Linked DNA regions of Homo sapiens: region 1 is linked to region 2. The links are chromatin loops, found by intact Hi-C in ENCODE. Cell type or tissue: heart right ventricle. All regions are shown on one strand.

Evidence for each region. Hi-C counts contacts between places; a loop is a spot of excess contacts. Peaks named below come from ENCODE experiments on the same cell type or tissue, not always from the same donor. Only the 100,000 strongest peaks of a DNase experiment are listed, where the experiment ranks them.
Region 1: a loop joins it to region 2, with 2.4 times the contacts of the local background. A loop is called at or near these places in 22 of 110 quality-filtered maps.

Annotation. Positions count from the first base shown.
Region 1 is chr6:80,336,993-80,339,492 of GRCh38, forward strand. All of the region lies in intron 9 of BCKDHB (branched chain keto acid dehydrogenase E1 subunit beta), which reads left to right. Among named protein-coding and RNA genes, the nearest start is that of BCKDHB, 230 kb to the left of the region's middle. In heart right ventricle, a CTCF peak has its summit at 1,458 (motif pointing right); a DNase peak (open chromatin) is centred at 1,459.
Region 2 is chr6:80,213,395-80,215,894 of GRCh38, forward strand. All of the region lies in intron 8 of BCKDHB (branched chain keto acid dehydrogenase E1 subunit beta), which reads left to right. Among named protein-coding and RNA genes, the nearest start is that of BCKDHB, 110 kb to the left of the region's middle. In heart right ventricle, a CTCF peak has its summit at 1,225 (motif pointing right); no DNase peak of the experiment used is centred here; H3K27ac peaks cover 807 bases.

The sequences.
Region 1 (2,500 bases), 120 kb after region 2:
GCATTAGCTTAAATGAAAAATAATATTTTACATTCGTAAAGTTCTGTTTATTTAATTCAGTAATGAAATTAATTTGGAGTTGTTGGCATACTGCCTTCACAGGTTTCTGTGACTCATTTGCTGAGAAAGTGTGATTCAAGAGACCAGAATCATTTTTTTCTCATTTGCTAAAACTCATGTTTTGACTATGGGCAAATGTTCATGGCAGATTTAAAACAAATTTAAAGTAAATATTCTGTGATAATATTTGGAAGCTGAGTGATGTCTAGCCTTACATAACTAGGACAAATATAAATCTGTGAGTTCACGGACTTCAAAAGTATCAACTATACATCATTTTAGAATACTGGTTTTGTTTTTCTCATATTCTTAGAGTTTAACTCTTATACTACTAATTATGACCTCTAGAAGGTAATTGCATTTAGAAGCAGAATATCTGCTGTTTTATTAATTTAATAATTAAGGACTAAATGGTGTTCCAATTTAGGTTTAAAAGTAAGCACATTCACACAGCATTTAAAACTATTTCTTAATGTTTTTTTCCTAGAGAAGAAATGATAGCTCCATGATCGCTATATGTTCTGTTCAATACTCATTATATTTATAATTTATATTACATATATATTTATCCATTATATTTATAATTTAGTCCTGTCCAAATAAAATATATTCTCATAGTTAAGTGTGTTGTGGTAGTATAATGATTACATGAAATAACCTGGACCTTGCTGTTTGCAAAGTAATTTAAATGTTTATTTTCTGAGTTGCTACTTGGAAATTAAGTTGTGGAGTGATGTTTCTCATTGGTCCAAGGAGCAACATAAAATCCTGATTTATCAGATAATCCTACAGGAAACGTATGCCTGTTTTGACTTATGATATGTTTCTTAGTACAATGTCCTGCTTTTCTGGCTTTCCATTAAATGTTTAGAAAAATTAGTTAATAGTTTTGCAGGAAAAGAAAGGAAATTTATCAGTCTATACCAGCTATATAAGAAGTAGGAACATATATAAAAGACCTATAATTTTCCGATCTCACTTTGAACTTTTCTTCACAGTTTTCCAACTCAAGATGGTATATAGTCTTGCACAATGGGCTGTAGCCAACTTTCCGTCAGAAGAACTGAGTAAAAATTATTCCAAAATTGTTCTTAGAAATAAATCTGAGCCTGGAATTGTCTTGCATTAAAAAACAAAAAGCAAATGATTGCTTTAAAAGCACACCAAATGATATTGGATGGTCTTTATTCTTGACTCTGTTTTTTAAAGTGTGTATACGTTCATTACATCCAGTTGTCTATTGGGCTTTTTTACTCTAACTTTTCGGAAGTTGACTGACAGGCCACTTTTCTATAGTGGGAAATAGGCACCTTGTGTGCGCGGAGGGATTTCCAGCCCCCGACCCCGGAACCAGCAATTAGCGTTTAGGCGTCCTGCACCCCACCAGGGGGCAGCACCGGACACTGCCTTTCCTAGAGGCCTGAGTGCATTTAAGGCTTTCTGGCAGTGCTCTCCACCCCTCTTCCTCATACAGGCCTTACGTATTTTTGGTATTTTCTTACACATTTTAGGCTTAGTAAGTGTTTAATAAATGTTAGCTGTTTAGGCATTGTGCTATACGGATGCTACTTTTCAGGTTTGACCGTTCTGTGTACCTGAATTTTGTCTTTAATGATAATTTGTTCTATTATTTAAAATACCTTGTGCTTATTATAAATATGGGATTCCTTTAACTTGTAAAATCTAGCAATTATTGAGCACTATGACATGTCAGGCATGAAACCAGGTACTTTTTATATGCTACTGCAGAATCTAAGTAGACATAGAGGCAAGATAACAATAGAGTCATAAAACAATATGAAACTGCAATAATGGGGAATTGTAATACTTCTATTTTGATGTTGAATAAACAGTATAAACCTCGGGGAGGTTAAGTCACAATGGAACAAAGATCCCTTCAGATAGAATTCCAAATTCCGTGCTGTATCAATTATATTATGAAACCTTGCCATAAAAAAAAAAATTGTTGAGGATGAGCGAAGCCACGATGTGTAATGCCTGAGACAGAGGTTTCAGTGATGTAACTCCAGTGACACTGTGACAAGGAGAATTAGGGATTGACATACTTAAAACTTGAATGGAGAAATAGGGTTAGATATTGAGAGATCCCAAGGAAACCTGTGAAAACCTTAATATATGTGTTTTTATGGACACATAATATGTAACATATTACATTCATCAAAACATGGGAATAAATTGACGTACTCTTAATTTTTAAAAGCCCCATAAATATATTTTACTTAAAACCGTAATGGATCTTATTCTTTTAATTTGTGCTTGTCCTCTCTTACCTGCTAGAAAATTTAAAGGTTGTCTGTCCTTCCTAATTTTAACAAGATACTTCATTTTCCAAAAATGAAACAAGACAAAAAGGTAAATTTGTTTTGTTTTGTTACAGAAAATAGTCAAATGAAGATATTTTGCCTGTGTCTGTGACTTT
Region 2 (2,500 bases):
ACTTCAGTTATTCTTAATTTCTAAGACATGAGTTTTATGGATAATTACATTTTCTGAATAGATGGGAGTTACTATTTGTATAGCAGCTTTTAAAACTGGGTCTGTCCTGAATTTCGTAGCCATCACAGCCACTGTGCACTGCTTTAGATGAGGGTTCTTCTCTGTTCAAATACACCCTGTTACAAGATACTGTCTCCCAGTCTTCCCTCCCCCTCACTCTCTGCCCAAAGCAATCTCCTACCTTTTTGAAGTTCTTGGGAAGTGTTTTTTTTTGTTTTTTTTTTTTTAATTTTAACAAAATTAGAAAATGATAGAGAAAATATCTTCATTTCTGTTCCCTCCATTTTTCTCTCCAGCTCTTTTTCCTGCTTTCCCTTTCTTTTCTCTTTTAAACATAGGTTATGTAGTAGAAGATGAAGACATACTCATAGAAATGAATAGTTGTTCTTTGGGTACATATTGGGCATCTCTAGTCTCAAGATATTTTAGGGGTAGTCTATCATAGGAGCAGGATAAGGCCTTAGGGGAAAGGAGCTAGAAGTAATTCAGCTGTGGCATGAGGGAGTGACAGTAGCTGGGAGGGAGGGCTCAGTGTTCTTAGATTTAGCATTCTTTCCTCCCATCCTTTCACCCCAATTATTTCCATTCTTGCTATAGAAGACTTCACTGGGGGAACTGGATAATAGCAGGACAGGCACTAAGGCTGGCAGAGTTAGTGGGAATGGAGACGATCAGGGAGCAGAGGTCTTCAGCAAAAAAGGAAAGGGAAATTGTAGAGCTGGAATGGGGAAGGAGTCAAACCTTAGTAATTGGATGAAGGACCAAGTTTGTTTACTCTTTGCATTTGCACCTGGGTGTTAATCACCAAGTATTTGTGAATGGTGCAGAAGATGTTCTGAAGACCCATAGATTAAATTGGAAATTTAATTCTGATTTGTTAGACTGAATAGCTTTAAACTGGTTTTATGGAGAAGTTGAAGAATTTGTCTATAGAGAATCTCTAATATTTAAGTATTGCCAGTTAAAATATACATTTTAAAAATTGGTTACTTGAACTTAAGTGAATAATTCCGTGACTGAATACTAGCTATTTTGTTTGAGGCTGTGTCTGTTTGAGGGGAGCAGAGGGGGACAGAAAGTGAGTTAATGAAATCAAGAACATTCTCAAACAGTTGAGGGGTTGGGATGGAAAGGGAGCTAGTAACTACCTATAACCACTAGAGGCCTCTCTTAGGCCAAGTTTCATGGTTAATACCACTAGGTTTCCACAGCGGGGCCTGGCTCTGCCATTGTAAATTAAACATATGTTATAATTCTGAATAAATAGTATGACAGTAGTTTTATTCTAGGGCATTATTATAATGTAACCTAAATGGTTTAGCTTATATATCAGAATAACTGATGATCTCGTGAATTGAAAACAACAAATTAGAATTATTTTCTCTCTTCTTTTTCTCTAAACCTTTAGTTAAAAATGTAATCAAAGACTATTGCTAGGTAAAATTATATGTCTTCTTGACCGTACAAGGATATATGGGTTTAAAATTATTCTTGTTACATGTTGTGTTTAATTGTTGAGAGTAGTTTATATTTCTGAGGGTAGACTATAATAAAGTCATTTTAAGTCATATGTTAAAAATTATGTGTATTTCTTTCATGCTTATAATAAGCCTCTAATATAAAAAAAAACTAAGAAATGATTCAAAGATCTGTTAGACTTAAATGCTTTTCCTTAGGCATAGGGAAAAATGGTCTCATTTTGTGTGAGTTTGGAATTATTTTGGATATGGTTTGACCTTGCAGAGAAAACAGGTAGGGCGGTGCCCTCCTCTCAGATGAGAATAGTTTGTTTCTCTGTTCCAAAACAGGATGGCTGACAATTTGAAAGTTGGTCCCTCCTGCCAAGTCATTCTTCCTGTAGGATTTTCTTTGTCATGATCACAACTAGTTAGTTGTTGTACTAATTGGAACAAGTTCTAGGCTGTTGGATGCTATATTGGGATGTGGCTACTACATTGATTGTCCTGCCTGACAGCCCTTGGCCACTTCCTTTAAGTCCCATGAGGGCAGGGAATTTTGTGTATTATGTTCATTGCTATATCTGCAAGAGTCCTGAAGAGTTTAGAATATAGTAGATGCTCAGTAAATATTTGTTGAACCATCTGAAAAATAACGTGGCATTTGGTTTTTCAGTGAAAGAAATTAAAGAACTGGTAAATCCTCTAGGAAGAAAATACACTGAGATTATCAGTCATGCCATGGGGTCTATTTTTATTATGATTTACATTTTAGGTACATTTTAAAGAAGATTAAAATAATAACTATGGGTTCTGACCTAATGTTATATATATATACTTTTTGTTTTTTTGAGACGGAGTCTCGCCGTGCCACCAGTCTGGAGTGCAGTGGCACGATCTCCACACTGCAATCTCCGCCTCTGGGGTTCAAGCCATTCTCCTGCCTCAGCCTCCTGAGTAGCTGGAACTACAGGCGTGCACCA